2 separate regions of the Homo sapiens genome follow, and region 1 is linked to region 2. The links are chromatin loops, found by intact Hi-C in ENCODE. Cell type or tissue: mesothelial cell of epicardium. All regions are shown on one strand. Each heading gives the region's core, and the rest is flanking DNA. Links, peaks and the distances in the headings are about the cores only. Region 1 holds the start of BPIFB3 (BPI fold containing family B member 3). Region 2 overlaps LOC105372714 (a long non-coding RNA gene).

Region 1 (15,906 bases), core at 6,389-8,888, 100 kb before region 2:
TCTTCGATTCTGGGCCCACAGCTATTGACCCCCCGGGACCTGTCAGACAGCCTCACCCTGGGAAAATGAAGCCACACGATGTTCCCCACACCTGTGTTCATACCAGTACCCACTTACCTTGCCTTCTCCCTTCTCAGCCCACTCTCAGCTCGAGTAGCATGGGGAGGCCTCCCAGGGATCTCACCACCATCTGCACCCTTGGCCCCCCTCCCTTGATGCCTTAAATTTCATTTCTAGGATACCTGTCCTCACAGCCATACCAATTAGGTGAGGAGGGCCACCTTTAATATGAGCCCATTTTGCAGATGGGAGAACTGTGGCTCTGTGAGTTAAGTCACTCAATTGTGAGTGACAGAGCCAGAATGTGGACCCAGAAATTTTGGCTCCAGAGCCTTTACTCTAGGAACTAATGCCCAGGGGTATTTCTCCTCATCAAGTCCCTCCCCTGCTCTAATCCCTTCCTTGGCTTCCCATCACCCTCACCAGGGATATCAAAAGGGCTGCACATCATATTGCCTTGGGGGCTTGTTAAACGTCCCCCTAGGTGCTTGTCAGTGGAATCAGTGTTGCCAAAGGTGAGGCCAAGAGATATGTATTTTAATGAATCCCTTCCCGTGGGCAGGCCCAATCCCTGACCTGGCTTTGGTGCATGAGGGGATATGGGGACGCCTGGGGAGCTTATGGGTGTGTCAGAGTCCCCTGTTGGGTGGGGATCGGGAAGGAGGAGGAGAGACGAAGCAGGCCAGAAACAACTAGGTAGCATTTTCCTCTCTTCCAAGAGGCTAGGCTGGGCAGTGGTTAAGACAATGAGTGTTAGACGGTCTGGCTGGACTCCTGTGTGACATCCGGCAAGCTGCTTACCCTTGCTGAGCCTTGGCTTCTTGAGTGTAAGAAGAGGAAATAATAACAGCACTGATCTCACTGGGTCTTTGTGGTGACTAGATGTGCTCACATACAGCAGGTGCCTTGTACACGGTATGTGCCGAATAAATACTAGTGTTAGTTTTCTTTCCTCTTCCTTCAAACAAATGCCTTAAAAACACTGGGGATACCCAGCACAGATGAGGCTGTGGAGTAGCAGCATTGACCACGTGCAATGGCATAATGCTCAGGGGAACCATAGCCATAGAGAGTATGGCTAAACATGCGCATGCATGCTGTGCTCCAGCAATTCAGCTCCTTGTTATTTACCCAAAAGAAATGAAGAATAAAAACATAGGCCCAAGCTGGGTGGTGGCTCATGCCTGTATTCCCAGCACTTTGGGAGGCTGAGGTGGGAGGATCACTTGAGGTCACGAGTTCGAGACCAGCCTGGCCAACATAGTGAAACTCCGTCTCTATGAAAAATACAAAAATTAGCCAGGTGTGGTGGCAGGTGCCTGTAATCCCAGCTACTCAGGAGGCTCAGTCAGGACAATTGCTTGAGCCCAGGAGGCAGAGGTTGCAGTGAGCTGAGATCACACCACTGCACTCCAGCCTGGGTGACAGAGCAAGACTCTGTCTCAAAGAAAAAAAAATGTCCACAAACAAGAGTGTTCATAGTAGCTTCATTCATAATAGCCAACACCTGGAAAGCCCAGGCACCACTGGACAGGAAAATGGATAAGCAAACTGTAGGGATTCGCATAATTGAGTAGTACACAGCAAAGAAGACCCAGTCACTGCCTCACACAATGGGAGCAGGGAAGCCACGCACATAAAGCACACAGCGGTTGCACTTAGTGACCCCCAGGAGCATGCTGGACTCAGCACTGAGTTAGCGGTCAGGACAGTGGTCACCACCAGGAGGGCAGTGACTTGGAGGGGACACAAAGAGGGCTTTGAGAGGGCTCCATTTGTAAAAATTCATCACACTGTATACTTGTGATCTGTGCCCCTTTTTGTGTACATGGTTTAGATTTTAGTAAAAAGTTTATCTTTTAAAAAAGTGTGGTGTGGTTGAGTAACCTGGTCCAGGGCCTAAAGTCATCAGAATGAACATTGTAGGGTGAGGGCTTTAGAGATGATTGAGGTAAACAAGGCAAATGCCATCCTTCTTCCCCATCTTAGCAGGCAGAGGTTCAGGGCCCCACGCAGGAGACAGACCCACAGACTCACAGAGCCACAGACACAGTGACAGCTTGGCATGTCACAGATTCTGAGAGAGGAAATCCCAGGGGACTGTGGGAGCTCAGAGGTGATACCTCATGCAGCTTGGGGCTCATGAAGGCTTCCTGGAGGAAGGGATGCCTGAGCTGGTGCCTTCAGAGGAATTGCCAATGAAAGCCAAAGTCTGTAAATCCATACAGTAGCTTCCAGGGCTTCATCACACATTGTTTACCACCTATCTCTCACTCCCCTCCAATCACATGGCCCCCCTGCTGTTCCTGGAACACCACCCTAGGCCTTTGTGTGGGGGTCCCTCTGGTCAGCAGGCTCTTCCCAGACAGCCATCTGACTCCTTCCCTCTTCTCCTTCTGGTCAAAAGTCACCCCTGCTTCAATATGAGGCCTTCCCTGACCACGCTATTGAAAATGGCACCCACTCCCCACACTCCTGAGCCCCTTCCCTGCTTTATTTTTGTTGTTAGCTTCCGACTTACTGTATTTTTTTTGAGATGGAGTCTCACTCTGTCGCCCAGGCTGGAGTGCAGTGAGGCAATTTTGGCTCGTTGCAACCTTCATCTCCCAGGTTCAAGTGATTTTCCTGCCTCAGCTTCCCAAGTAGCTGGGATTACAAGCATGCGCCACCAAGCCTGGCTAATTTGTGTGTGTGTGTGTGTGTATATATATATATATATATATATATATATATATATATAATTTTTTTTTTATTTTTTTTGAGGCAGAGTCCCTCACTGTCACCCAGGCTGGAGTGTGATCTCAGCTCACTGCAAGCTCCGCCTCCTGGGTTCACGCCATTCTCCTCTCTCAGCCTCCCAAATAGCTGGGACTACAGGCTCCTGCCACCACACCCAGCTAATTTTTGTATTTTTAGTAGAGACGGAGTTTCACCATGTTGGTCAGGTTGGTCTTGAACTCCTGACCTTGTGATCTGCCTGCCTCGGCCTCCCAAAGTGCTGGGTTTACAGGCGTGAGCCACCGCGCCCAGCCCCAACTTACTGTATTATGTGCTTATTTGTCCCTTTCAGAGCTGTGCTTTCCAATATGACAGCCAATAGCCATACAAGGCGATTGCCTGAAGTGCGACAAGTCCAAATCTTGGTGTGCTGTAAGCAGATTTTGAAAACTTAGTATGAGAAAAAGAAAGTAAAGTACCCCATTCATAATTTTCTGTTGGTTATATGTTAAATGAGAATATTTTGGATTTGGTGGGGGTAAATAAACTAGACTATTATAATTAATTTCACCTGTTTCTTTTTGCCTTTCAAAAAATGTGGCTACTAGAAAGTTTTAAATTGCATTGCATTTCCACTAGTCGGCTCCTTCAGGGCAGGGGAGATTGTCTCTTTTATTTACAGCGATTTCCCCAGCATCTAGCAGACAGTGGGTGCCTCACAAATGCCTGCAGTGGAGTGAATGAATGGACGCATTTCTCGTCGCTGTCATCTGCACCAGCCTCGGAAAGGGGACAAAGCTCTGGAACTCTGGGGATACTGAGCCTTGGGAGGTGGGGGTGGAGTTGATGCCCCTCCCCCAAGTGTGCCCAGAGTCCCTGTCTCCAGGCCCATAGCCCTCTCCATGTGAGGCCTGGTGCGGGGGGAGGGTGGCGGAAGGTAGAAGACCCAGCAGCTTTAAGTCCCTTCTTTCCCTCCGTAGGCCTTCGCTGGGGAAGGGGTGGGGTAGGCAGGGTAGATTCTGTGCCATTGGAATGGCTCTTGGGGAGCCTTGGAGGGAGCCCAATAGGTGGCTGAATGGGTAGGTGGCAGGGCCCCACACCTCACCCCTGGCTCTGAGGGAGGTGGCTGCCTGTGCAGCCCCCACGCCTTCACTCCCACTCCTGGGCACCGACCCCAGTCCCCTTACTCGCCTCCAAGGAGGAAGGCTTAGCCCAGGCCCTCGGGGAAAACCGCAATTTGCTTCTGACATGACATATTGACGGGATTCTGGCGGCCGTGGCCCCTTTGTGTCCTCAGAGCCGCGTGGGCATATAAGGGCCACCCCTCAGCTCGCGTGGGTGGAGGAACCGACAGGAGGCCGGGAGCCCCCACCTACCCCTTGTGGAGCTGCAGGAGCAAGGGTAAGACAGCCTGAGGCAGCCCTGCTCTTGTCCTGACGCCCAGCCGTTGACCCCACTGCCTTCTGCCCTCCCATATGAATGATGGGCACGGAAAGAACTCACCCTAGGAGGAGACTGGGGGTACCAAGAGGGTGGATGAAGAGAAAAACCATGTTACAGATCTGGGGCCCAGAGAGAGGCAAAGACTTGTATATATTCACAGCCGGAGGGGTGGGCAGGGGATCCCTGTCCATAGGATGATCCTATGGAGAGAGTTCCAGGAGTGCCCATTTTTCTCCTGGCCAGTGACATGCTGCTGAATTTCTATCCCCTGCCCCCTCAGCAGGGACCCCTTCTGACACACAACCACGCACAGAGGCCTTAGACATGGTCCCTGCCTTCATGGAGTTTACAGGGAAGAGAAATAAGGACACAAACAGATGCATAATTGCAAATGGAGATCAGCACCTTAAAGTAAATATTCTGCGTGATGTTTAGTGACAGACGGATTTCTTTAGACAAAGTGAAGGACGGAGGCCTCTCCAGGGAGGCAATGTTTATCCGGAATCTCAATGATAAGGAGTCAGCCATGCAAAGAAGCAGGGAGGAGCCTTCCTAACAAGGAACCGCATGTGCAAAGGCCCTGGGGTGGGAAGGGGCCTGGCATGTTTAAGCTCAAGGAGGTCAAAAAGGCAGGCAGGGATTTTGTGGGTAATGGCAAGAAGCCTGGGTTTCAACCCAGGGCAGCGGGGAGCCACTGAAGGGTTTAAGCAGGAGTGATGGGTGGGCATAGATGGATATGTGATTGGGTGGGCAAATACGGAACTGCTTAAAGAAAAATCCCACTCTGTGAACTTAGCAGATTAGCCATGCCCCCACCTGCCACCCCATTCCCTTTTTCAACAAGATTTGGGGTGGAGGTGGGGGAAGGAGAAAGATAAGACATGTTAAGTCTAAGTGTTGGGTGTCCCCAGTCAGCTAGACCTTCTGAAACAGCCTCATGAGCCAGTGGGAAGCAGCTGCTGGAAACAAAGCTCTCATCCTGCTGTCCTGGAGGGGGAAGCCCCTCTGTCTGCAGCTGTCACTCCAGACACCCGGCCAGGCTCACTGGGCCTCTGAGGATGAAGATTTTTATGTCAGATGGACTCAGGCTTGAATTCTGACTGTCTCTGATTAGTTCTGTGGCCTTGGTCTAGTCCCCTACCCCTTTCGGTCTCAGTTTTCCCAGCTGAGAAATGGAACCCAATGAGGGAGAGGCTTGGAAAGTGCCTTGGAGACTTGAGTGCATTGGCAGCTGCACCGTGCCACCTGCGTGTTAGCTCTGCTTACATTTGGGAGGAGAAGGCTTTCCTGGGAGTGAAGCTCAATTTGGGCTGTGCCAGGTGGGCAGGAAGGGGGAAGGCTGATAATGGGAACAGAGAGGGGAAAGGCTTGAGCAGGAGAAGGGTCTCAGAGTTCCTCCTTCTGCTCCTTATAGGCATGCAGCCAGTCATGCTGGCCCTGTGGTCCCTGCTTCTGCTCTGGGGCCTGGCGACTCCATGCCAGGAGCTGCTAGAGACGGTGGGCACGCTCGCTCGGATTGACAAGGATGAACTCGGCAAAGGTGAGCCCCAGGTGGGCAGTCTGTGAGGGGGCTGCTGCAATGTCAACGACTCAATCTATATGCTTAGAGCATCTGCTTTAAGAGCAGATAAGAGCAGGTTGTGATTCTCAGCTGCTTAGAGAGCACATTCTCCTGGGAGTAGCTGTGCAGGAGTGAAAGTTTCCCTTGCAGGCTTGAATGGGCGATGAATTCCCTCTTACGGGAGGTGGACTGGGTGATATGGGCTGAGGCTGTTTGGGGACTGTGTGTGGCTCAGGGACAGGGACAGAGTGAGGTTGAAGAGGTCGAGGGGAGGGTGCTAGCTGGGCCAGTGTCTCTGCCTCACATCACTAGGGTAAGGGAACTGTACTTGGCATTTGGTACTACAGAGCCCGGTGGCCTGTGGTGACAGTCTCAGGGATAGAGTAGATTGGTCATGAGCAGGAAATGCTTCAGAGAGGCCCCCTGGCCTGCCTCTACTCTACAGGGCCATTCCTCCATCCTGCCCTTCCCACAGTCTGCACAGAGTCAGGCCTGGAGTGCCCAGGAGAGAAGCAGAGACCATCTCCTCCAACTTGATTGAGCCCTGGTGGCTACAAGCTCCCCCTTCTTTGCCCTCCCTTTCAGTGCTGTAGGGCAGTCCAGGATCAGGAGCCAAGTTACACTACTGACCCCAACCCAATTTGCTGTGTGACTTTGGACACGTCTCTGCCCCTCTCTGAGCCTCAGTTTTCCCACTGGTAAAATGAAGGGATTGTTATGAGATTTGCTCATTCATTCTCCAAACACTTACTGGGTACCTCCCACATGCCAGGCAGGGAGGGTGGCCACAGGCCCTGCGGTGGGAGTAAGAGGCTGTTATGGCTTAGTGGGTTCCACCATTTGAGTGTAACCTCTGGGTTAATTCCATTTTTAAAAAGAAGCCTACTCAATCTCAGAGGAAGGAGGCAGCTGCCATGGTCCTGGGGGTGAGGTTGGAGTTTCTAGTACCTTCCTACTTCCACTCTCTCTGCAGCCATCCAGAACTCACTGGTTGGGGAGCCCATTCTGCAGAATGTGCTGGGATCGGTCACAGCTGTGAACCGGGGCCTCTTGGGCTCAGGAGGGCTGCTTGGAGGAGGCGGCTTGCTGGGCCACGGAGGGGTTTTTGGCGTTGTCGAGGAGCTCTCTGGGTGAGTCCCACCTGCTGCATGCCCTACAGGAAGACTTGGCTTTGCTTCCAGGAATTGAGGAGAGATTGTCTCTTTGTAATTTGTCCAATAGGCAGTGAAGGTTGTGTGGGAGGGTTGTGATCCGGGTCTAAAAATGATGACTCTACTGCATGCCTGGCAGGACAAGAACAGCAGAATGCCACTGTGGTTGAGGGTTCCAGCTCTGGGGTCAACACTAGTTACTCACTGTTTGACCTTGGGGAAGTTGCTTAGTCTCTCTGGGCTAATCTAGCTATCAGCATGGTTCCCTTTTTCACCTCCTCCAGGTGTCCGCTCAAAAGAGGTGTGGGCTGATTAGCCCTTTCTTATCCCCACCATACATTTTACAGGTTTATTTTATGTCTCCTTTGCTAGATTATAAACCCCAGGAGGGGTAGGATTTTTGTCTGGCTTATTCACTGTTGTGTCCCCGGGATCATAAATAGGGACACAGTGTATGCTCAAAAAGCTTTTTTTTCCCTTTTTTTTTGAGACACAGTCTTGCTTTGTTGCCCAGGCTGGAGTGCAGTGGCATGATCTCGGCTCACTGCAACCTCCGCTTCCCGGGTTCAAGCGATTCTCCTGCCTCAGCCTCCCGAGTAGCTGGGATTACAGGCGCCCACCACCACGACGGGCTAATTTTTGTAGTTTTAGTAGAGAAGAAGTTACATCATGTTGGTCAGGGTGGTCTTGAACTCCTGATCTCAGGAGATCTGCCTGCCTCGGCCTCCCGAAGTGCTGGGATTACAGGCGTGAGCTGGGGTCTGAATGTTTGTCCCTCACATAGGATTCCAGAAGACTGCTACGATTGTCTGAATGTTGGCCCCTCACACAGGATTCCAGAACACTGTTACCAGGTTCTGAATGTTTGTCCCTCAAATAGGATTCCAGAACACTCCTGCTGTGGTCTGAATGTTTGTCCCTCACATAGGATTCCAGAACACCGCTACTAGGGTATGAGTGTTTGTCCCTCACACAGGACCAAAGAACACTGCAGTTAGGGTCTGAAAGTTTGTTGCTCATATAGGATTCCAGAACACTCCTGCTGTGGTCTCAATGTTTTCCTAAACATAGGATTGCAGAACACAGCTTTTTTTTTTTCATTCAAAAAAAAAAAGTATTTTTGAATGAATGAATGAAGAGCATCACATTATAGCTAATATGCACTAACTCAATGAGCACCTATTCAGGGTTTTCTGTGTGTCTAGCACTGTGCATTGTAAATGAATTATCTCACTGAGCCCAGAGGTAGGACTATTATGAACTGCATTTAACAGGTGAGGAGATAGAGGCTCCTGGCAGTGAAGTGACCTGCCCAAGCTCACCCAGCTAGGGGAGGAGATGGGAATGTGTCTGTGTGTTTCATCACAGCCCATACTGCCTGGTCAAGTCCAGTGGAAACCAGTCTATGGCTGGTGGGTGAATTAGGGGAAGGTCAAACAACAGGGCCCAGGCAAGGCTGAAGCCCAGTGTATGGAGAAGAGTCACTGGACAGGAGGCAATGGGGTACTGGGAGCGGAAAGAAGGGCTGATGGGTGTTCACTTCCCTAAACGGAACATAATGTCCGGAAAGCAGGCTGGTAAATGCTGATGTTGCTCGAGGTTCGCTGTGTGTCATTCTGTGGTAGGTGTGGTCAATGTCCCTATTTTACAGATGGGGAAACCGAGGCACAGCAGCACTGTGACTAGCCCAAGCCCATCCAGTCAGTTAGTGGCAGAGCTGGAGTTTGAACCATCTGCCTTTTACTGGCTGCAGTATTAGCAGCTACTCATGGGGTTGTTGCCAGGACAGTGAGTTAATCTGTGCCAAGCAGCTGAAATAGAGCCGGGCAGAGAGTAAGTGTTGGATAGATATTATTATTATTATTAATGCAATATTTACTCTCCCTCCCCTGTGAAATCCGCTTTCTTGGTGAGGCTGGAGTCTCAGACATGAGCTTGGCATTGTTCGTGCCTTGAAGAGCTCCTCATAGGTGGTGGAGTCTGACAGCGAAGATCCCATGGGCTCAGGGCAGTGATGGAGGCAGCCCAGGCAGGGTGGGATAGGCGCTCAGAGGGCATCTGCCCGAGGCAGAAAACCAGGATGGAAGGCTTCCTGGAGGAGTGCACGTGAACTGGGAGGAGTCAGCAAGCTGAAGAGGGATGCAGAATGGAAGAAGGGTCAAGGGAAGTGTGTTCCAGACAGAGGAAATGGCCTGGGCAAAGACCCAGAGGACAGAGAGTAATGACTTGTGAGGAGTCGTGTTTGAGAACCCACTCGGGTTGCATTTGTGTGAGTGTGCAGGGGTATAGCAGGGCGCAATGTCAAGGCCAGAAACCAAACCAGGGCTGAGACTGTGGGGATGGAGTGAGGAAAAACTTTAATTCCTTGAGCCTCTAGCGGTGATGATGATAGGACATTTGTTGAGCACACACCGTACCAGGTTCTGCACTCGAATTATCTCACTTGTCTTTGCAACACTCCTGTGAGGTAGGAACTAGTATCGCCCCACTTTACAGATAAGGAAACTAGGCCCAGAGAGATGAAGTGATGGGCCAAGGGCTCGCAGCTGGCTCTGTGGGTTTGAGGTGAGATAGGGGACACCACCAAGAGCCACTCTGGGCGCCGCCTGGGCTGGGATGTCTGGGAGTGAGCAACCCTCTCCCTGACTCCCATCCTAGTCTGAAGATTGAGGAGCTCACGCTGCCAAAGGTGTTGCTGAAGCTGCTGCCGGGATTTGGGGTGCAGCTGAGCCTGCACACCAAAGTGGGCATGCATTGCTCTGGGTGAGTGTGTCCTGGGGACCTCTACCCTCCTGCTTCCTATCCCACCCCCTGACCTGTTGGAGACTCCTACTCTGCTGTCCCCCCACTCCCACCCCTCTGTATCCCCCATTTCCTTTCACCCTATTTCCTCCCCAAGGGACTCCCAATCCTACTGTTTCCCCCCTGGATCCTATGCCATTGCCCTTCCCCAGGGACTTCCATTTCGCTCTTCCTCCAGACCCGGACCCCACCGCTCAGGCTCACCTGAGAGGGTCAGGGAAGAGGGTGCAGGGAAGTGCAAAATGGGGCAGGGAGGCAGAGGCTGAGAAGGGGGCACAGAGCCTAGGCCACTGGCAGGGCCACCCTGGTGGGCGGGGCCAAGGGTGGGAGCTGGCTGCCTGGCCACACCCCCAGTGTCCTTTCTTGCAGCCCCCTTGGTGGCCTTCTGCAGCTGGCTGCGGAGGTGAACGTGACATCGCGGGTGGCGCTGGCCGTGAGCTCAAGGGGCACACCCATCCTTATCCTCAAGCGCTGCAGCACGCTCCTGGGCCACATCAGCCTGTTCTCAGGGTGAGTCTGCAGGTTCCAGCCTGCAACCCTGACCCGCTCAGGATCATCTCGCACCCATCTGGGCATCTCCCAGGTCTCCCTGGAGCTGCCAGCTGCGGGGGCCTGAACTCGTCCTACCCCTGCTTGTCCCGCCGGTTTCAACCCACTTCACAGACCGACAGATTGAGTCCCACCACTGACAGGGACTCCGGCTTAATCCATAGCTTGTGCCACCCACTCCTGGGCAATTCCTCTAGTCTGGTTCACGGGATCCTGCCGTCCCCTCTCCGCCAGAGCGGGCCCAGGGTCAGCTGGGATCCCTCCATTTGCGGGATTTCAGCCCCTGCTCTCAGCACATGAGACCCAACTCTGCCTCTGACTTGCTGTGTAACCTCAGGGAGACCCACTCCCTATCTCCCCATTCTGGGCCCCCATGTCCCCATCTGTATATGTGGAGCTGGATTTGATGATTCGGAAGGGGCTGTGACTTCAGTCTCTTCCCAGGATCTGTCCAGGTGGCCCTCCCTACACCTTGTTGAATCATCACTTTTTTCTTTTTCTTTTTCTTTTTTTTCCTGAGGCAGAGTCTCACTCTTTCACCCGGGCTGGAGTGCAGTGGTGCCATCTCGGCTCACTGCAACCTCTGCCTCCCGGCTTCATGCAATTCTTCTGCCTCAGCCTCCCAAGTAGCTGGGATTACGGGCGCCCACCACCATGCTAATTTTTGTATTTTTAATAGAGACGGGGTTTCACCATGTTGGCCAGGCTGGTCTCGAACTCCTGACCTCAAGTGATCTGCCCTCCTTGGCCTCACAAAGTGCTGGGATTACAGGTGTGAGCCACCGTGCCTGACCTCTCAATCATCACTTTCATGGGACCATGGAGGCCCAGAGGTCTCCTTGCCTAGGATCACACGCACAGATCCGGCAGGGATGGAGAGGGGCTGCGCTCTGGCTGGGTCCAAGGCCTCTGCCAGCACTCTGAGCCAGCCCACAGCTGCCTCCCACTTGTGTCTCCCCGTTCTGTGTCCACCTTCCAGGCCCAATCCCAATCCCGGCCCCTGCTCCATCTTTGTTGGGTAACTCTGAGCAGTGGGGGATCATCAGGCAGTTCTGTGTTAGCTCCCAGGAACAGGGTAACTGGGTTGCTCCTGTCTCCACGAGGGCCCTAAGAAAGGGATTCCAGGCAAGGGCTTTGGGCTCCTTAAATTCCAGTGGTTCCCAGGATGGTGTTGGTGTCCTGTGTTTGGGGCTCTGTGGTTGCCATCCTGCACCCCATGGTCTCCAAACAGACCTGAGCCTGTCTACATGCACTTATCCTCAGGCCATCATTCATTCATTCATTCATTCATTCATTCATTCATCTAACAAATACTTGTTGAACCCCCACTCTGGGGGCTCAATAACAACCATTGTCCTAGGCCTAAATGTCTCTTGTCTACAACTGTTAGAGGGACAAAGGAGACAGACATTTGTCAAGCACAGATTTTACACCAGCCACATACACACTCCCATGTAACCCGGGCAGCAGCAGCTCTCTAAGGTGGGCATTGTACAGTTGGGGAAAATGAAGCCATCCCCTGGGTCCCCTCGGGAGGAGGAGCCAGGATTTAACTCAGGTCTCCAAAGCCGCAGTCAACACCACCCCCAAGAGAAGGGAGAGGAGAAATCCAGAGCCCCTAGTGTCCGCCCGACCCTGTCATCTGGGTTGAACCGTCCACCTGGCAGCCGCACCCACATGTGTCTCCCTCTGCTCAGGCTGCTGCCCACACCACTCTTTGGGGTCGTGGAACAGATGCTCTTCAAGGTGCTTCCGGGACTGGTGAGTGTGCGGGCCGTGTGCCAGCATGCCCTCTCCCAGGACTGGGCCTCTTTCCCCCTCTGGTTTTGGGTGAAGTTTGGCGCCAGGCAGGATTAGGCTGTACTTCCCTTCCACACCCACCTGGTAATCCCATCCGGGCCTGCTGACCGGCCTTCCTGGCGCGCCTGCTAGTCTGGGGGTGGATGACACGATCCTTTCGGCCTGGGTCCCCTGCTCCCAAATCGTAGGCTCCTAAGAAGGGTAAGAACCCCTGCTCTGTTTCTGCCATTTGTATTAGTACCAACTTTATGTTTTTCTTTAAATTAGCGTGAAATGAAAATTGGATCACTTGGTGATTTTAAACTGAGCCCTGTGCTTGGCAATCATGTCTAGAAAAACACATGTACCTTTATTCATACATCACAATTAAACATATTAAGATTAAAGGATGCCTGTCCATGGCCTGCCCCAGAACATCCTGGCTTCTGCACTCGAGAGAGCTGGTCTGGCCCAAACCCCATATCACCGAGGAAGAGGGGAGGGCCACATAGACAGCAAAGGGCAGTCAGGCCTCCTGACCCCACGGCCTAGCTGGCTCTCCCTGTGCATTCTTGCGAACGCTGCTGGGGGCAGCAGAAGAATGGGAGCCTAGGGTTGGCAAAACTGCCCTGGGCTTGAGGAAGCCAGTTTGGAAAAGAAGCTTAGCAGGAGGAGGGGCCCCTAAGCAAGACCATGTCAGGCAGGTTTCCACCAGGGCATGAAGGTGCATTTCAACGGCAGCCCCTAACTTAGTCTCTGGGGCAATTGGCCAGCAGCTAGGTTTTGTGTGATACAAAGAGGTTTTGAAAACGAGCATTCATTGCCAACATTCAGCATTGAAGATTTCTCGTAACAGTCCAGATTTCTGGCTTCTGTTTTGCAATCAGCCATCCTGGCTGCCTGATACCTCCCTCCTGTAAGTGGGAAGTACCTCTGGTACCTCCCATCTGGTGCTCAGAGGGTTTGCTTTCTCCATCCCCAGCAGAGCCCCTCTGGTCTCCTCTCATTTCTGTGACTTGCCTGACCCCAGAAATCCTGGAGTTTGGGGCCCCCACTTGACATGTGACAGCCCTCTTTTGTCTCTCTGAATACAGCTGTGACCTTGGACAGGCCACCTTCTTCTCTGGCCTCAGCTGGAGGATGAAGGGGCTGGACTGCATCCTCTCTGAGGCTCCCACTCCAGTGGGCTATGGGACTCAGGTTCTGTGATTCCCAGACTTGGATTCTGAAAGTTGAACCACTTGCTCCCTATTCTCCTAGCACAGGGGTTAGGAATGAACACGTGGTGATATGCAGAATGGACACTCCAGATCCAGGCCTGACTCTCTGGGTGGAGGAGAGGAGGTGCCCCTCTGTGGGGTCTTGATCCTAGGCTTCCCAGTGCCCACGTAGAATGGCAGGGGATGGCCTGTGACTTTATGGGGAACCAAAGCCGCTTTTGCCTCCTCAGGTGAAGGCCTTGTCCGCATGCCCAAACCAGCCCCTGAAATGTGTCTCCCGTGGTCCCCCAGCCACCTTTAGGGGTTTTCTAATGGGGCTCTTGTAACCAAGGGAAGACAGCTTGGGGGCCACCCAACCCTCTGACACCTCAAGCCCCCAGCCCCTTCCCTGCCTCCCACCTGTGTGTCTTCTGTCTGTCTCTGCCTTCCGCCTTGCCTTGGTCCCCAGCACCACATAGCAGCAGATAGCAAAGCATTTAAAGAACATGCAGCTGTCCTCGCAGTGAGCTCTTCTTTGCCCTGTAACATGTGTCTCCCTGACACAGCTGTGCCCCGTGGTGGACAGTGTGCTGGGTGTGGTGAATGAGCTCCTGGGGGCTGTGCTGGGTAAGTCAGGGCTCAATGCCCTCCTCTTTGCCCCTTCTACCCGTCTCTGTATGACCCCAATGGGGTAGGGTACGAAGGGGAGCCAGAAGCGGCAGGATCTCAGGGTCCTTTAGTTCCTCCTCACACTGACAGGCTGCCCCTTTGAGGAGCCTCATGGAGGAGGCCTGGGCTGAGGCCGCCTAGCAGGGCATGCAGACCCAGAACCATCAGTTCTCTCTATGTTGGGTGCTGCAGACCAACACTTACTGAGCACCTAGTGTGCGCTTGGCACTGTCAGAAACAGGGGGAAGATATAATGATTACCTGGTCAGACTAGATGACCGAGGCCCAGAGAGCTCAAGTAAGGAACCCAAGGCCCCGCAGCCACAGCAGACCCCAGTCTCTCTGTGCCTTATGGAGACACAAGTGCCTTCTGTGTTCACAAAATGGGTTTGGGAAAATATAAAAAGGCACAACCAGGAAAAGAATAGAAAACTTGGGGCCGGTATGTCTCTATGGGTGGTGTTATGTAAGAGAGGCAGGGTAGCAGTGTGTTAGTGGCATCAACTCTGGAAAACAGGAATCCTGGTTTTGAACACCGTGACTGTGTGGCCTTGGCCTGGTGACTTCCCCTGTCTAAGCCTCAATTTCCACATCTGTAAAATGGGGATGACAGTAGCAGCCAAGTGAATGCTTAGTAGAGTGCTAGGCATTCAGCAGACACTCAATAAATGGAAATAGGGGCTATTATGATTGGGAACTGGGCTTATAGGGTCGTTCTCGCCCCCACTTTCCCACGCAGGCCTGGTGTCCCTTGGGGCTCTTGGGTCCGTGGAATTCTCTCTGGCCACATTGCCTCTCATCTCCAACCAGTACATAGAACTGGACATCAACGTGAGTAACCAGAGGGGCCTCTCCTCCTGCTGGGGGTGGCTAGATAGGGGATGCCGGATCAAGGCAGGTGGGTGAGCACCTTAAGACCCTCCTCGGCCCTGTTTCCTGCCCCTGCAGCCTATCGTGAAGAGTGTAGCTGGTGATATCATTGACTTCCCCAAGTCCCGTGCCCCAGCCAAGGTGCCCCCCAAGAAGGACCACACATCCCAGGTGATGGTGCCACTGTACCTCTTCAACACCACGTTTGGACTCCTGCAGACCAACGGCGCCCTCGACATGGACATCACCCCTGAGCTGGTGAGTGTGGTGCCCGGGGGATGGGGATGGGGGCTCCTTGCCCTGCTGTGCCTTGGCATTACTAGTGTTGACCTAGGCCCTGATCAGCCTTGCTGAGCCCTCCTCTCTATAATAAAAGGGAGTTGAACAAGTTTAGAGTGTGTACACTGCTGTTCTCCACTCCTATACTTAGGGGAGACATTGCTAATCGATCGTGGTCCTCTACCTGGTTAAACCTGACTGGGACTTCTGAATCCTTCTCAACTTGGCACTCCAGGAGGTCACTTTCAATTGGTCAGGACTGGCATGTGGAATGAAGCCCACTTTCCATACCTGTATCAGATGAGCCTTTCTAGAGTCTAAGCACTAAAGTGTGAACCACTAAAATTTCCACTGCTTTCTCAAGAGCAGATTTGAGTGGGAGAAAAGAAAACTAGGCAGGGTGGCTCATGCCTGTAATCCCAGCACTTTGGGAGGCTGATGTGGGAGGATCTCTTGAGCCCAGGAGACACCCCATCTCTACAAAAAATACAAATATTAGCCAGGCATGGTGGTGCATGCCTGTGGTCCCAGTTACTTGGGAGGCTGAGGTGGAAGGATCATGTGAGCCTGGGAGGTCAAGGCTGAAGTGAGCTGTGATTACGCCACTGCACTCCAGTGTGGGCCACAGAATGAGACCTTGTCTCAGAAAAAGAGAAAGAAGGAAGGAAGGAAGGAAGGAGAGAAAGAAAAGAAAAAGAAAGAAAGAGAGAGAAAAGAAGGAAGGAAGGAAGGAAAGAAGGAAGGAAGGAAGGAAGGAAGAAAACTAGGGTTGGATTGTACCAAGAGTTACCCAAACATTTGTTCTGCAGCTTCTAGTACCTCCCAA
Region 2 (15,906 bases), core at 8,857-11,356:
CTGTGGTAATGGGTTGAATGCACTCCAGCCAATTTCTTTTCTTTCACTCATTTAGTCTTCACAACAACCCTATTTTACATTTTATAGATAAGAGGCACAGAGAGGTTATATAAATTGGACAAGGTCATATAGCCAGGAAATAGTGATGCTGGGATTCAAGCAATCTGTGTTTTTAACTATTCTGGTAGTTTGAGTTAATATATGCCATGAATTGAGCCGGGCGCGGTGGCTCATGCCTGTAATCCCAGCACTTTGGGAGGCCGAGGCGGGTGGATCACGAGGTCAAGAGATGGAGACCATCCTGGCCAACATGCTGAAACCCTGTCTCTACTAAAAATACAAAAAATTAGCTGGGCGTGGTGGCGCACGCCGTAGTCCCAGCTACTTGGGAGGCTGAGGCAGGAAAATCGCTTGAACCTGGGAGGTGGAGGTTGCAGTGAGCCAAGATCGCACCACTGCACTCCAGCCTCGCGACAGAGCAAGACTCTGTCTAAAAACAAACAAACAAACAACAAACAACAACAAAAAAAAATATGCCGTGAACTTAGACTAGTCCCCGGAGCAAAGGAAACATTTTGTAACCTTTAGCTATAATTGTTATTGTTTCTAATGCTCCTACTCCCCAGCCTGCTCTCTGCAGTGATGGAGACCATGTTGAAATGGATCCTGGATACCTCCCTACCCAACATGGTAAGTTTGAAAAGGGAAACTAGGCAGACCCTTTGCAGCTGAAGTATGGAGGGGTAGCCAAGATGGGAGAGGCAGCCATGCCAGTTTTATTCCTGGGCTCTCTAATCTCTCAGAGTTTTCTTTCCTGTCCTTTTTATGAGTCCCTGATACTGGGCAAGGCGGAGAGAAAGGGACATTTCATGAGGGACAACTATATACCAGGTAGTTTACACCTGTGGAAGATGAAGATTTGCATTGTGTTACAAATTCTGATAGAATCATTTAATCTCATCTGATAAATTTATTCTTCAAAGAGAAAGGCATACAGATTTTTTCTTATCAAGAGAATTCAGCATCTGTTTACTGGTTACAATTTGATCAATGAGCTTTCCACCAGCAAGTTCATTATTACAAGGTTGGTAAACAATCAGCTTCTTCTGGCAAACATGGGTTTACAACTTAAACAAACAATCGCAATTCCCTACAACAGCCTAATAAACGCAGTGCCTCCATCACAAATATGTTTGGATTAAGGGTATAGGTTGCAATGCTTGCAAAATAACAAGAATTTTTTTTTTGAAAAAGAGCACTGTGTCCTGCTGACCAGGTTTGGATTCCTCCAGGAGCAGACACTGAAACAAGGGTTTGAATGCAAGCAGTTTATTTGGGAGGTAGTCCCAGGAAGTACAAGTAGGAGAGTGAGGATTAGAGACAGGGAAGAGGAGGCAGTTCATATGGTGTGATATCAAGCCAGTTACCATTATGAGCGCTGGAGCTTAGTCTCCTTGGGGAAACCTGGTTCAGTGCATGGAACATGCCTTAGAATTACCCCACCCAAGGGTGAGGAAGCTGGGGTATTTATATACCAACTCCCATCAGTCTTTGGTTGAGGGCTGCTCCTGGGAGCATTGATTCCATGGTACTTCCAGCCTATGCACAGGCAGGAAAAGCAGGTTTTGGAGGCTCCAATAGACAGATGCAAGTGGGAGCTGGACTCAAGTGGCAAAGGAAGGGAGTATGGGGAGGTATGAACAATGTTTTCCTGACCTTCTTAGCAACCCAGCCAGAAATCCAATTTTATGATGACAAGCTAGAGAATAAATATAAATTTCACCTAAAGCATTTACCCCACCTGAATAAAGCTATTTATCCTTGGTTCTCTTACACTGTTATGTGAATCTCCAACTTACTCCCTTATCTTTTAACTAAAGGTAATAATTAGCTCTTAGGATGCACTCACAAAAGCATCTTGTCAAGTCTTTTTCTTAAAAGTTTCTCATTAAAATGCCATCACATCTACTGATTTGTGCTTCTGTTCTTTAAATTTGTCAAACATTGAATTAATGCATTTGAGGCTTATCAGAATATCCTATAATTGGCTGGGCACCATGGCTCACGGCTTTAATCCCAACACTTTGGGAGGCTAAAAAGGGCAGATCACTTGAGGTCAGGAGTTCAAGACCAGCCTGGCCAACATGGTCAAACCCTGTCTCTACTAAAAATATAAAAATGAGCCTGTCGTTGTGACAGGTGCCTGTAATTCCAGCTACTTAGGAGGGTGAGGCAGGAGAATCACTTGAACTCGGGAGGCGGAGATTGCAGCGAGCTGAGATCGCGCCACTGCACTCCAGCCTGGGCAATAGAACGAGACCCCATCTCAAAAAAAAAAAAAGAAAAGAAAAGAGAATGCTATAATAATTAAATATTTGAGGCTTATAATTTTGTCGCCCACATGGCCATGCTATGAGGTGTAGACTATAATTCCTTCCATTTTTGAGATGAGAAAAAAGGCTCAGAGAGGTGGGGTGACTTGCCCAAGGACACTATATAAGTGTTAGCTGTTATCATTGCTAAATAGTTCATTGCTGAGTGGAGCTCAAACTGATTAAAACATTGGTTCTCAACTCAAGGCAAGTTTGCATGCCAAGGGGTGTTGGCAGCATCTGGAGACATTTTTGGTTGTCACAACTAGGGGAGTGCTCCTGGCATCTAGTGGGTAGAAGCCAGGGATGCTGGTAAAAATCCTACAGGGCACAGGACAGCCACGCATGACAGAGAATGATCTGGTCCAAAATGTCAATAGTGCCAACACTGAGAAGCCCTGAATGAAATGGTTGATGTTGATGGTGGTAATGTGATGATATTTCTATCATGCAGAAAATGGCAGAGCTCAGACTGGATTAGATTGATTTAGTCCCTTGATGGGGACCTGGAGGCCCATGGAGAGATAGGATCTATCTAGGGTCACACAGCCAGGTGGAGACAGCTGGGCTGCAAGGGTAGCCCAAGGCTCCTCTCACCGAGATCTCTGTTCCTCTGTATTTCAGCTGTGCCCAGTGGTCCAGTTCTGGTTCTACATTATCTATCAACAGTTGAACGTTCTGAAAAGTGAGTTGTGCCGATGGCTTGAGACCAAATCTGTTTAGACCGTTGCATACCCCCTTCCCCCACTCCTGCTTTCTCCCCTTCATGGCTGCCAGAGAGATTTTTCTGGATCACATCTCTGATCAAAATCTTCTGCAGATGACCAGGAGGATCAAGGGCACACCCCCAAGGCTGGCAGTTGAGATCTCTCCTGCAACTGCTCCATCCAGCCTTAGTCTTGTCTTTCTTCTTGCTGCTCCAGCTGGTTGGCCTCAGCCACCCCCATACATGCCAGCCCCTTTTGAGACACAATGGCTTTGCTCTTGGAGACTTCCTACACCCTCTTTCTGTGCCTGGAAAACTCTTTTACCCCTTCAAGGTGTGACTCCCATGATTTGTCCTTCCAAAACCTTTGCAGATCTCTCCAGGCAGAAGGACTCCCTCCTGAGGACTTCTGCAGGACTGTGCACACCCATCTGGTATTCATCATATAGCTTAGTAACTCTCTGTTTCTTGGCTGTGTCTTTAATCTAGACCAGAAGCTTGTTAAGGGTTGAGACTTTGTTGTACTCTCTCTTGTATTTGTCTCATAGTCCTTGCTGGGCACAGAGTAGACCCACCATGTCAACTTTGTTGGCATAGGAACTGGAGATGAAAGGAAGAAATGTGGATGGACAGAAGTATGAATGAATGATAAAATAGAAAAATGAAAAGATGAATGGAAGAATGTATGGATAGAAGGGTGGATGAGTGATATTTAAATAGAAGGAAGTATGGATGTGAAATGATGGATGGAGAACAAAGGAAGGGAGGGAGAGAAGGAGGGAGGGAGGGAGAGAGGAAGAAAGGGAGGGAGAGAGGGAGGGAGGGAGGAAGGGAGGGAGGGAGGAAGGAAAGAAGGAAGGAAGGAAGGCAGGCAACTTGGATAAAAGGTGAAGAATATGTGGATGGATGGATGGGAGAAGCAAAGGGAGAAAGTTGGAGAAAAGTATGGAAAGAGAAGGAAAGAAGGAAGGTTGAATAGGAGGATGAATGGATTAAAGTGTACATAAATGGTGGTTGGAGAGGTGAGTGAATGAATGAAGGAAAGATTTATTACTGGATGTGTGGGAAGATGAATGGTGGCTAGGTGGATGGATAAATAATAGATGGATTAATGAATGGGTGAAGGAAGAAAAAAGCTATAGAGATGGATGAATGAAAAAGAAGGAAGAAAAAAAGGAAAACTTGGTGGCTGGGTGGATGGATGGGAAGATGTGTAGAAAGATGCTGGTTAGGCAGGCAGTAAGGAGAGCTTCATGGCTGGACAAGGAAGAGAGATGGATTACAACATGCCAAGTTGAGAACGCTCCACTGTCTGAGCCAGAAGACAGTGGGCTTTATAGCTGCAATGTAACAGTTTGGGAATAATCTCCGTCTCCTGCATAAATCTATGGATGACAAGGGAAAATGAATGAGCTTCATAAGTCTCCACCTCAGTTGACTTATCTCTTATGTTTCTCTTGTCCGCCCTTCCCGTCGCCCCCTGTCTCCCTCTGTCTCCATCAGATGTCCACTTACTCAGATTATTTAGGGACCACCTCTCACCTCTCTCCCAAATACCCCTGTTGTCTCAGCAGTATCACTGCCTGGAGTTTCAGGTAGGAGCAGCTGCTTCTCTCCTAAGGAATGTTCTGGGATTCGCCTCTGAGATTTTCTTCACATCTGAAACTAGCTCAATGGTGCCCCATCACTCACTTGAGTCTCCCAAGCAAATGTGCCCACAGCTGTCCCCTTAAAAGAGGGAGTATGTGCCATGGCTTCAGAGCCAGGCAGGCTCTGCTTCTGCTTGACTGTGCAACCCTGGGCAAATCCCTTTACCTTTCTAAGCCTCGGTTTCTTCCTCTATCAGGTGAGGATGATTAGCATTCCCCATATAAAGCTAATTCATCACTTGCAAGACGTGCATTTTCCTTACATTGTAAATATCTTAAATTGGAATGCATTGTATATTCAATGGCATTTCATAATTTAATTGGCAATTTAAAAATTTCTTAGTGGCACATTAAATAATGCATATCTTAATCAATGGTATTCTAGTGTGTGTGGAATATAATATGATGATTAGATGAGAACATGCTTGGTTATTTACCTAGCACAGCCTAGGAGCTCAAACACTAGTGGTTTATTCCTCTTTACCTTTATTATTATTATTTTTTGTATTTATTTATTTTTGAGACTGAGTCTCGCTCTGTCACCCAGGCTGGAGTGATGCAATCATGGCTCACTGCAACCTCCACCTCCCAGGTTCAAGTGATTCTCCTGCCTGAGCCTCCCGAGTAGCTGGGATTACAGGCACGCGCCACCACACCCGGCTAATTTTTGTATTTTTAGTAGAGACAGTGTTTCACCATGTTGGCCAGGCTGGTCTCGAACTCCTGACGTCAGGTGATCTGCCTGCCTCGGCCTCCCAAAGTGCTGGGATTACAGGCGTAAGCCACCATGCCCAACCTGCCCTTAGTTTAAAATATTAAATTAAGTGAGTTACTTGGCATCACAATATTCGGGGGTTTTAAGTCCATGATGGGCCTGCATCCCTTTCCTCTCAGCTTCTCCCAAGCCTTAGCATAATCCTGCCGGCCCCTCTAACTCACAGAAATTCTTGAATTACAGAGAATGTGTTTTGTTCCACAAAGTAGAACCTTCAGGGATCTTGGGGCAGAGCCATCTCTGAGTCTCCTTTCCTTGTCCATAATTCTTATATTGCAAGGTTGTTGTGAGGATTAAATGAGAGGCACATAGTCTAGCATACAATAGGTGCTCAACTAATGTGGGCTATCTGGTTTTTTCCCCAGGACAAATACTTCCCAGGCTCTTTCATTAACTGGCTGCTTGAAAGTAAGTTTTGTTTTCTCATATCCACCCCACTGTCTCCCAGTCCTGCCTCCCTCTTCAGGGCAGGACAGTCCTTCCTCAAACATTGGTGTAAAACCGTAGGACCTCAGAGCACCTACCTGACACAGAATTTGTGCCCTGATCAATAGCACCAAAGCAGGGTTTCTGAATAGTCAATTTCATGGTGACCAGTGTTGCAGTGTGGTTCCTGAGATAGCCCACTCCACTATGATTACTGTTACAATGCATTCTAGGGCCATCCTATTCCGTAGTGATTCTTGTTATTGAGGGATCTCTGGAGTGTCCATCCCATAGTGGCCAGTGTTAGGTTCGTGGGATAGCCCACTCTACAGTGATCAGTGTTAGGGTGGGTCTCCTGAACTGACCTACTGCGCAGTGAAGGGTTTTATCATGAGCTTCCTGTGATCACGCACTCCAGGATGACTAGTCTTCTGGTGAAATTGCTGAAATTTCCCATTCCATAATGATCAGTGCTGTGGGATTCCTGGGATAGCCTGCCCCACAGGGAAGACTATTATAGTGAAATTCCTAAAATATTTCACTACTGTGGTCTGTTATTGAAATAACTGACTCCGTAAAGAAGGCATTACCATCGGACTCAGGACTAGCCCCTTCCCTTGGTGTTAAAGTGAAACGTTATGGTTATTACGGTTTTGGTGTTATAGCTACGTTCCTGGGCTATGCCACTTTTTGGTGAAGAATGCAGGGCTGGAATTCCTGGGATAGCCCACTGCTCTATTGTGAGAAGCTTTCCAGAACTGATTTCTGAGTCTGGAGGAATTTTTAAAAAATCACTGTGCTTTCATTACATTTCCCAAATCTCCTATGCTTACTGCTGAGGCAAGAGCGGAGGGAGGTAGGCAAAGAAGGAGAGTTGTCCTGGACCAAACTTCTGGACTAACTGCCGTTATAGGGTGCCTTGTGCCACTTCTCAGTTTCTCACCGAGGCTGGGCACCAGGCAGGAGGCAGGAGAAAAGATGGGACACTCCTCTCCCCCAAGCAGGCGGGGAAGCCTATTGTTCCCCTGGGGAGACAGGGAAGCTTTTAAGCCCTCTTGCTGTTTCTCTGGGACTTCTCCAACATTATGGTGAAAGCCAGAAAAGGTGAGCAGAAACAGCCCTAAGCCAGGCATCCTGAGACCTAGGTTTTAAGACCCAGTTCAGACACTAACTCTCTGGGAGAACTTATGCCAGCCCCACCCTCTCTCTGGGCCTCTCTCCTCTCATCTGTAAAGTGTGCCGAGTCTCCAAAGGCCTTTCTTTCAATAAGAATGTTGGGAAGGTGAAAAGCAGGGCAAAACCTTGGCCGCAACAAGTCTTTCTCATGGTGGCGTCTTCTAATGTCTTCTGTGCTGTCGGTTGCAGTGACCCCTCAGTCTTCCTATTTCTAGGATGAGCATGGGACCCCGCCAAGACTATGGTAAGGATGTTCAAACGCTGGAGCATCACTGTGGGACTCCCCTCTAAGTGGCTGTGACCTTGATCTACCCACCAATGATTTCCCGCAGCCAAACCACAAATAGTTCCTTCATTAGAGCTTATGTTTGGATATGCCCAAAGCTGATAAGCTGGGAAATTTCCCAAGGGAAGGTAATTCAGCATGGAGCTGATGGAGGTAGAAGAGCCTCTAAGAAGCAGACTAAAGGAATGGTGCCTGACAGGGGAAGGGAAGTGAATGCCCCTTCCACTTCAGACAGATGGTCGGATTTATAGCTTAGGATTTGAGTATTCTTGAGGACCATCTGAAGCTGATGAGATGTTCCATCCAGCAGGTCAATGGCCTTGCAGTAAGATGTATGAAGCCAGGTTACAAGCCTGACTTTAAGTCTGTTAGAACTAAAGGAAGTAGAGGCCAGGCATAGTGGCTCCTGCCTATAATCACAGCACTCCAGGAGCCTGAGGCAGGAGGATCGCTTGAGCCCAAGAGTTTGAGGCCAGCCTGGGCAACATGGTGACATCCTATCTCTACAGAAAATACAAAAATTAGCTGGGTGTGGTGGTGTGTGCCTGAAGTCCCAGCTACTTGGGAGGCTGAGGTGGGAGGATGGCCTGAGCCTGGGGAGGTCAAGGCTGCAGTGAGCCATGATTGCACCACTGCACTGCAGCTTGGGTGACAAAGCAAGACCCTGTCTCAAAAAAAAAAAAAAAAAAAAAAGACCTGAAGGAAATTGGTGCTAAATGTAAAGTTACCTGGAACCCTTGGACTGTCTGCATTTCCAATTAACCACATCTCTGCACTCTGCTTTCCTCTCCTGCATAAGCAAGGTGCTCCCAAGCCACTTTCTCAATGAGTAAGGTTCACTTTAGGATCTGCCAAGGGAAATAAAGTAAAGAATGCCAAGATTATATACATTTAGAATTCCAGAAGGTCAGAATCTTGGCCTTAGAGATCCTGGGAACTCCAAGACCTTGGCAATGGGTGGGAATGAGCAGAGGTGCTGGACCTGCTGGGTCCACAGGATTGAAGCCCTGCATCCTTTAATTGCATGAAACTCTCATGATGCAGTAGTGTGTTGGGAACTGGGTGGCCCCTGTCATGGCTTTTTGGTGTGGCAGTGAAAGGGACAGGCTTTAGGGTCAGGTAGACCTAAGTTCAAATTCCACCCTTCCAATGACTCGGAATCTCAGGTTCCTCTTCCACAAAATGAGAGTGAGAATGGCACCTATTTTATAGGAAAATTGTGAGAAAATGCATGAAGAAAGCCTATGCTCAGAGCCTGGGTGACAGCGTGAGATGCTGTCTCAAAAACAGAAAAGAAAAAGAAAAAGAATGAAAGGAAATGAGCGCTAAATGTAAAGTTACCTGGAACCATTGCATTTCCAGTTAACCACATCTCTGCACTCTACCTTTCCTCCAGAGAACCAGAGGGTGGTAAAGCAGCTCTACCTCAAACACCCCAATCCCTGTGGTACTAATGGGGGAAACAGACCAGAAGGGCATGGAAGACTCAGCGAAGACACTGTAGGGTGCCCCCTGCCTGAGGCTCCGGTCACCTCTCCCCTCCTGCAGCTCCTGCCTGCTGTCAAGAGGACCTGGGTGTGAAGCCCAGCTCTGCATCCTTCCAGCTGTGCAGAAGTGGGCCAGGCACCTCACCTCACTGGGCCTCAGTTTCCTTGACTGTTAAACAAATATGACCACTGGCAGATTGTCTAAACACCACCAGGCAGAGGGGACAGGCAGCTTGAGCTAAGGTGTGGAGTGGGGAACCGCAAGGGGCTGTGAGAACCCACAATCACACTCTCTGCCTCTCCCTGTTCCCCGTAGACAAGCACAGTGACAGAAGCTGGACACTGCCTGTCCTTCCACGTCTCTCCCGCTGCTGGCCACACACAGGGAGCAGCAGGTATGGCCTGGGCACCGGCAGGGCTCCCAGGCGGAGGGATTGGGGTGAGAGCAGGCACAGTTCTCAGATTTTGCCACAAGGTAGAGTTGTGACCCTGCTACTCCATGTTTCTCATACCTGTTAGAATTTAAGGATATTTGCATAATGCAGCATTTTATTTTTATTTTTATTTTTTATGCCAGGCACTGTGCTGGGCATTTGGCTTTCAGGATCGCATGTGATTTTCATAGCCACCTCTCAAGGTCAGCAGTATCATTATCTCTATTTTAGAGATGAGGAGACTGAGGTTCAAAGTGGTGATGGGACTGCATGGATGGACTGGGGAGTCTGACTGGGGAGTCAGAATTCGGCTCAAATCCCAGCTCTTCAGCCTATCAGGACACATAACCTCTCGTGCCTCAGGCTCCAAAGGGGAAAAATGGGGCCAATGATAGCAATAATATTTTGAATAGACCTTAGCTCTTTGTGGATTGTTTATCCTATGCCCAGCCATGGATCATTTCATTCCGCCCTTTACCCCCCTTAAGAGGCAGCTGTTGATACATATTCATTCTGCAGATGAGGAAACTGAGGCCCAGTGAGGTTAGCTGCTGCCTGGCCCACTTCTACACAGCTGGAAGGAGGCAGAGCTGGGCTTCACACCTAGATCCTCTGGCAGCGAGCAGGAGCTGCAGGAGGTGGTGGGTGTCTGGGGCCTGGAGCAGGGGGGACCCTACTGTGTCTTGGCTGAGTCTCCCATGCCCTCTGGCCTCAGTTTCACCACTGATACCACAGGGATTGGGATGTTTGAAGTGGAGTGCCTTCACGGTCCCCTGGTTCTCTGGAGAAAAATGCAGTGCAACAGCCAAGAAGCCATATCCAGGAGGCTCCTGGAGTTGCGGGGGTGGACCCTGCAGCAAGAAGAGGGCCCTCAGCTCCTGGGTGTCTCCCCATGCCCCAGCCAAAGCCACCCAGAGCTCAGTCCACACTGGGCCTCCCTAGTGTCACTTGGGTGCATGGCTGATGACACATATGACCATGTTTGTTTTCTCAACCTTTTCGTCAGGACCGCCTTTGTGAACAACCTGAGGGCCCTGCAGGCTGCGGGGAGAGTCACGTGGAGCCTGAGGGTGGCACAAGGAAGGCAGAGAAGAAGCAAGTGGAGCTGGCCTTCAGGGTTCCTGAGTCTCCACAGGCCCAGGGCACCTGTTCTTGGTCCAGCAATAAATGCTCAGATGGATGGCGAGGACTTGGGTCACCACAGGATCCACTATGGGAGGCTCCTGGGAAATATCACCATCACGACATTCATTCTTTCAGGCAGTAAGCATAGCCAGGTCCCATTTGATATGAATCTGACCTGCAAATCTGCAACAGTGTCCTGCAACATATTAAGTTTTACATGGTGACCAGAAAGTTAAATAAAACATCCCCTCCCCCCACCTTTTCCATTGTTAAGAACACACACCTAACTTGCTCAAGTCCCTCCCTTCTCAGGAAGAATAAAGGTCCCTTCTGTAATTCCACACTCCCTCCACCAACCTCCTTCCCTCTCTCGTCCCTTCGCAGCCAAAGTTCCTTAGAGCTGTGCTTCTCCACCTTGAACACACAAATGAGCCACCTGGGCTCTTGTTAAGATGCAGGTTCTAGAGCAGTTGGTCTGAACTAGGGAGAGGCCAGCGGTCCATGGGCCACCCTTTGAGCAGCATGCTTATTTTGGATACATCCACCCCACCACCCATCTTGTTTCCACTGGTTGCCCCACCAAACTCGGCCTTACCAGGTCCTCCGTGATCACCAGGTAGAGGAAGTCAATGGATCATAGATGAGGTCAGCCTCATCTTGACCATAGCACACATACCACTTCCTCCTCCATGAATCCAGTTCTTCCCTTGGCCTTACTCCCCTGGCTCTCCTCCTCCTCCTCCTCTGACCATTCTACCTCTGCCTCTTTGCAGATGTAATATTTTCAAATCGGCCAACCAGTGGCTTCCTTCACCCTGGCCACTTTGGTTGGTTCATTGCTCCGCATGTAACCCCAGCAGGACCAATGGGAATCAGTCCTAGAACTTGTGAAGAGATATTAGGAAAGACATACTTTCTTCTGCTAGACTATTAAGAGAGAATGTGGACCTGAATCTGTTGGTGGCCATCTCTGCCACCTCTTTGGGGAAGTCAGTTTGAGGAGAAACCCCAAGCCAAGTCATGGAAAGAAACAAAGGCCTGGAGATTTCTTTTGAGCACCTAGATTCAGCCATGCCTGAAACCCGTTGGCCTGCTAGTTACATGAGCCAATGACTTTCTTTCACATCTAAGTCACTTTGGGTTGTGTTTTCAATTACAAATATAACCCAAAGAATCCTGACAAATGCAACTGACAAACATTTCAGTTTATTGGCAAGCCATGGTGGGAAACCAGAGATGAACCCCAGAGAGAACTTGGCCTCCTGGAGTTGACAATGGAGAAGAGACAGCTGTGGGTGTGTAGGCAAGGAAGACACCTGTTCAAAAATGACAAGGCAGAACGTGAGAAAAGGTCAGCTGGGTGGCTCAATGAAGGCTTTATATAAGAGGTGCTTGCAGGATGGGGAGAATTTGCAGGGGGGTGACATCCTCAGACCTGGCCCTTGGCACTGGGAAGAGTTGATGCAAAGAAATTCTGCGAGGCCAGAGAGGAGGCTTTGGGAATTGTCCAGCAGAAACAGAGAAGTCTGAGGTGGTAAGCCAAGACCCCACAGAAACAAGTCCTTCGAGGGTCCCGGACGAAAAGACAAGGAGCTATGGTACTTCTCCCATGGTTTTGATTTTTTTGTTTTTTTGAGATGGGGTCTCGCTCCGTCGCCGAGGTTGGAGTACAATGGTGAGATCTTGGCTCACTTCAACCTCTGCTTCCCGGGTTCAAATGATTCCCCTGCCTCAGCCTCCCGAGTAGCTGGGACTACAGGCACCTGCCACCACACCCGGCTAATTTTTGTATTTTCAGTAGAGACGGGATTTCACCATGTTGGCCAGGCTGGTCTTGAACTCCTGACCTCAGGTGATCCACCCGCCTTGGCCTCCCAAAGTGCTGGAATTACAGGCATGAGCCACTGTGCCCAGCCTCTCCCATGGTTTTTATTCCCCCTTTTGATTGAGTGGCCACCACACGATGCTCCAGGATTCTGCATTCCCCCTTTAATTTAATGCCTCCCCAGTCCCTACTAGCCAGGATTAGCACCGATTTTAGAGAGCAGAAGACACTGTCTCAGACAGCGGCCATGCCTTGCCTAACATCACACAGCTGGCCAGTGGCGGAATCTAGAATGAGGCTCTGCCCTCTTTCCCACCCTTAATCCTGCCGCTGGGCACAGCACTTCTGAGTTATCTTTACTGAGCACTTATGATGTGCCCGACACTGGGCTAACTCTTTTCCAGGCTTAAGTCCCAGATCAGCTATGTCAGGCAGATGATCATGGTCACCATTTTGCAAATGAGGAAATGCAGGCCCAGAGAGGCAATGCCACCATTCCAGAGTCACACAGCTAGAAAGCAGCAGGGTTAGGACCCAAATTGAGGTCTGGCTGGTTACCCAAAGCCCCTGCAAGATAAATATACCCAGACTTAGCCACGTTTTGGAATCCTCCCATCATTTGTCTTCTACATGATCTGTCTCCACCTACCCCACAGTGTCATAGCACTTCCTCTTTCACTCCCAAAGTGCTAACTTCGACCCCATTCAGTGCTTAAAGGAAGGACCTTCACCAGGGCTGGGCACTGTGCCAGGGACAGCAGCTCCCCATTTGCTTGGGGCCATCAATGCACAGAAAATTTGCAAGAACTGTACCTGCTTTGTGGAAAGTAATTGTCAGTGTGCGTGTTGGCCTCTGCCCCTGCTGGTGGGGTCTAAGGATGGACACATGTGGGGGTGCTCTGTGGGGCCCAGAGCCCCACACAGGACAGGACCCAGGTGAGACGCTCTGTAAGTGTGTGACGAATGAATGAATGACAGGATGGGTGGGTGGAGGGAAGGAAGGACTCTTCTTGTGATTCTGGGTCTCATCTACATTCATCTATTCAGTCTGTGGATTAACTTGCTTTTCTCACTTTAATTAATTGTGGTATTTATTGGGATCCACCAAAAGCCAGGCCCCAGGCTGGCTGCTGAGGACACACAGATGGCAGAATCATGATCCCCAACCTTAAGGAGCCCCAGTCCAGCGGAGGAGAAAGGGCTAACCCACAACCCTTCAACCAGTAAGCTTTTATGAAGGGATTTCTCTGACACAGGCTTGGGGCTGGGGGTGCTAGCGCAATGGAGATGAATCGAAAGGACCCACACAGCCCAGGGAGGATTCCGACTGTTAGAATATAAATGGCAGTGCTGCCGGGCACGGTGGCTCATGCCTGTAATCCCAGCACTTTGGGAGGCTAAGGCAGGCGGATTACTTGAAGTCAGGAGTTTGAGACCAGCCTGGCCAAAAGGTAAAACCCCGTCTCTACTAAAAATACAAAAATTAGCAGGGTGTGGTGGTGCATGCTTGTAATCCCAGCTACTCGGGCGGCTGAGGCAGGAGAATCACTTGAATCCGGGAGGTGGAGGTTGCGGTGAGCCGAGATGGACTTTGTTTAAAATATATATATATATATATGTACAGTATAAATGGCAGTGCACTGTGAGTAGCTCAGAGCATGGACTCCGGAGCCAGGTTTTCTGAGTTCAAGCCCCAGCTCTGCCACTTACTAGGTGTGTGACCTTAGGCAGTACACATTACCTCTCTGTGCCTCAGTTTCCTTGTTTATAAAATGGGAATAAGACAGTCCCTGCCTCTGGTTGCTGGGAGGAGTAAATGGAGAGAATATGCCTTCTTGCCAGACATGGGCCGATCGAATCAGCTCACCTACTGCCCTGGAGTTGGCCTGTCTCTGGGACAAGGACTGAGCTTCAGACATCTTTGACCCCATCACAGGGCTTGGGGTGCCCACTAAAGGGTTGTCAAAAGCATGAGTGGCTCCAGCAGAAAATAATTTGCACTTGTAAAGTGAATGAACAATAAATAAATGGACAGATGACTAGATACAGGGCCAGGCCCACTTTAGCAGGGAGGATCTGGAAGATGAGAGAGGGCACAGAGAGATTGAGGGGCCAAATTCCAGGGAGTGAGGTGAGAACAGGGAGCGACCCAGAGAGCTCGCTCATGTCAAGAGGCCCACCCACCTGGGGAAGACAGAAAGTCAATGCCCATGAGGGGAACCAGACCCTGTGCTGGGTACTGGGACCTCGGAGATGCTGTGGTCTTGCCCTCAGAGAGTGGGACTGGCGAGACGTGGCTGACCTCCCTCCCTCCCTTCTTCTCTTCCTTTTCTCCTCCCTTTCTTCTTCTCTCTCCACATCCCCTCTCTCTCTTTCTTTCTTTCTTTCTTTCTTCCTTCCCTCTCTCCTTTCCTGCCTTTCTTCCCTCCCTCCTTCCCTCTCTTTCCTTCTTTCCCTCCCTCTCTCTTTCCTTCCTCTCTCTTTTTTCCTCCTTCTCTCTCTCTCTTTTTCCTTTCTTTCCTGCCACAAACATCATTTGACTCCTGCTGTAGACCAGACCCTGTGCCAGCTCTGGGGGAACGAAGGTGAACGAAGACAAGGTGCCCAGACTTCAAAGGACCCAGGGGAGGACCCTGACCCGGTGAAAACTCCTTTAAATTTTCTCTGGGAGTGTTGGATGAAGCATTCAGGGAACATTCCATGGGACAGGAGGAAGAAGACTCCAGCCTGCAGTGGGGCAAGGCCCCCTCCATCTGTCAGTCCATAGGAAGTGGCTCTCCATATTCTAAAGGCAGGACTTGAGAGGGGTCTATTAGTGTCCAGATGTGGAATCCGGGACTTAGGGAAATACTTGAGCGCTGAAAGAATAAACTGTGTCACCAGAAGAAAACCCGGCAAAGTCAAAATTACCAAAAGTTGAATTAAAGGTCTTCAGACTGTAACATTGTGACAACTTTATTAATTGCTCTATTTAGCAGTCACAGGAAGGACAGTAACGTGTGAACAGGTTTTGTTGCTTTGATCTTTCTTATTTGCCCAGAATTCCTGAGTAGGCAGTTCAAGTGTGAGAAACCAGGACCTACTAGAAATTGGATGGATGATTCGTACTTGACTGATTTCACAGGCAAAATGGTGACAAGCCTTTCAGCAATTTTACTAGCAAAATAAGGCAATTATCTTTGATGGGTGCAATGGGAGTGCACACCTGTGTGTTTGTTATCTGGAGAAGGGGTGGGGGCTGCTTCTGTCCACAGGAGAAGGAAGGTCAGTGGGCAGTCTGGTCAGCTGAGCACCCCCCAGCCTGGCTGGCCCCTCATGCAACCCCAGCCCTGTCACTCGCTTTCTCTGGTCTCAGTAGGCTGCATGACCTCTTAGGCTGTTTCTAGCCAGGGCACTGAGCCAGGTATGGAAAAAGATACCAGCTTGGAGGTTAAGGCTGGGCCAGTGGGATCAGGAAGCTGCCCCAGCTGGGGATTAGCAGTCACGCAGCAGGTAGGATGTCCTAGTCTTGGCACAGCTAATCTTTAATGCCTCACTGGGAATTTTCAATAAGAAATTCATCTCGCGACCCTCATGGCTGGGGCCTTTGTCCCTAAGAGGCAAACATCTTCTATGTGAGAAGACTTTGTGTAACCTGGAGAGGGA

The links. Peaks named below come from ENCODE experiments on the same cell type or tissue, not always from the same donor. Only the 100,000 strongest peaks of a DNase experiment are listed, where the experiment ranks them.
Region 1: a loop joins it to region 2, with 10 times the contacts of the local background. A loop is called at or near these places in 1 of 110 quality-filtered maps.

The regions. Positions count from the first base shown.
Region 1 is chr20:33,049,787-33,065,692 of GRCh38, forward strand. BPIFB3 (BPI fold containing family B member 3) reads left to right here and starts at 4,117. Exons shown (of 16, transcript NM_001376932.3): 1 at 4,117-4,179; 2 at 5,636-5,761; 3 at 6,756-6,912; 4 at 9,592-9,696; 5 at 10,105-10,245; 6 at 11,982-12,045; 7 at 13,829-13,889; 8 at 14,671-14,762; 9 at 14,880-15,059. The coding sequence starts at 5,650. RefSeq lists enhancers at 3,403-3,937, 3,938-4,471. In mesothelial cell of epicardium, for the core only: no CTCF peak of the experiment used is centred there; no DNase peak of the experiment used is centred there.
Region 2 is chr20:33,149,929-33,165,834 of GRCh38, forward strand. LOC105372714 (a long non-coding RNA gene) reads left to right here. Exons shown (of 4, transcript XR_005647055.1): 3 at 5,868-5,910; 4 at 10,318-10,695. It also overlaps a transcript of BPIFA2 not described here. Among named protein-coding and RNA genes, the nearest start is that of BPIFA2, 10 kb to the right of the region's middle. In mesothelial cell of epicardium, for the core only: no CTCF peak of the experiment used is centred there; DNase peaks (open chromatin) are centred at 9,853 and 10,353.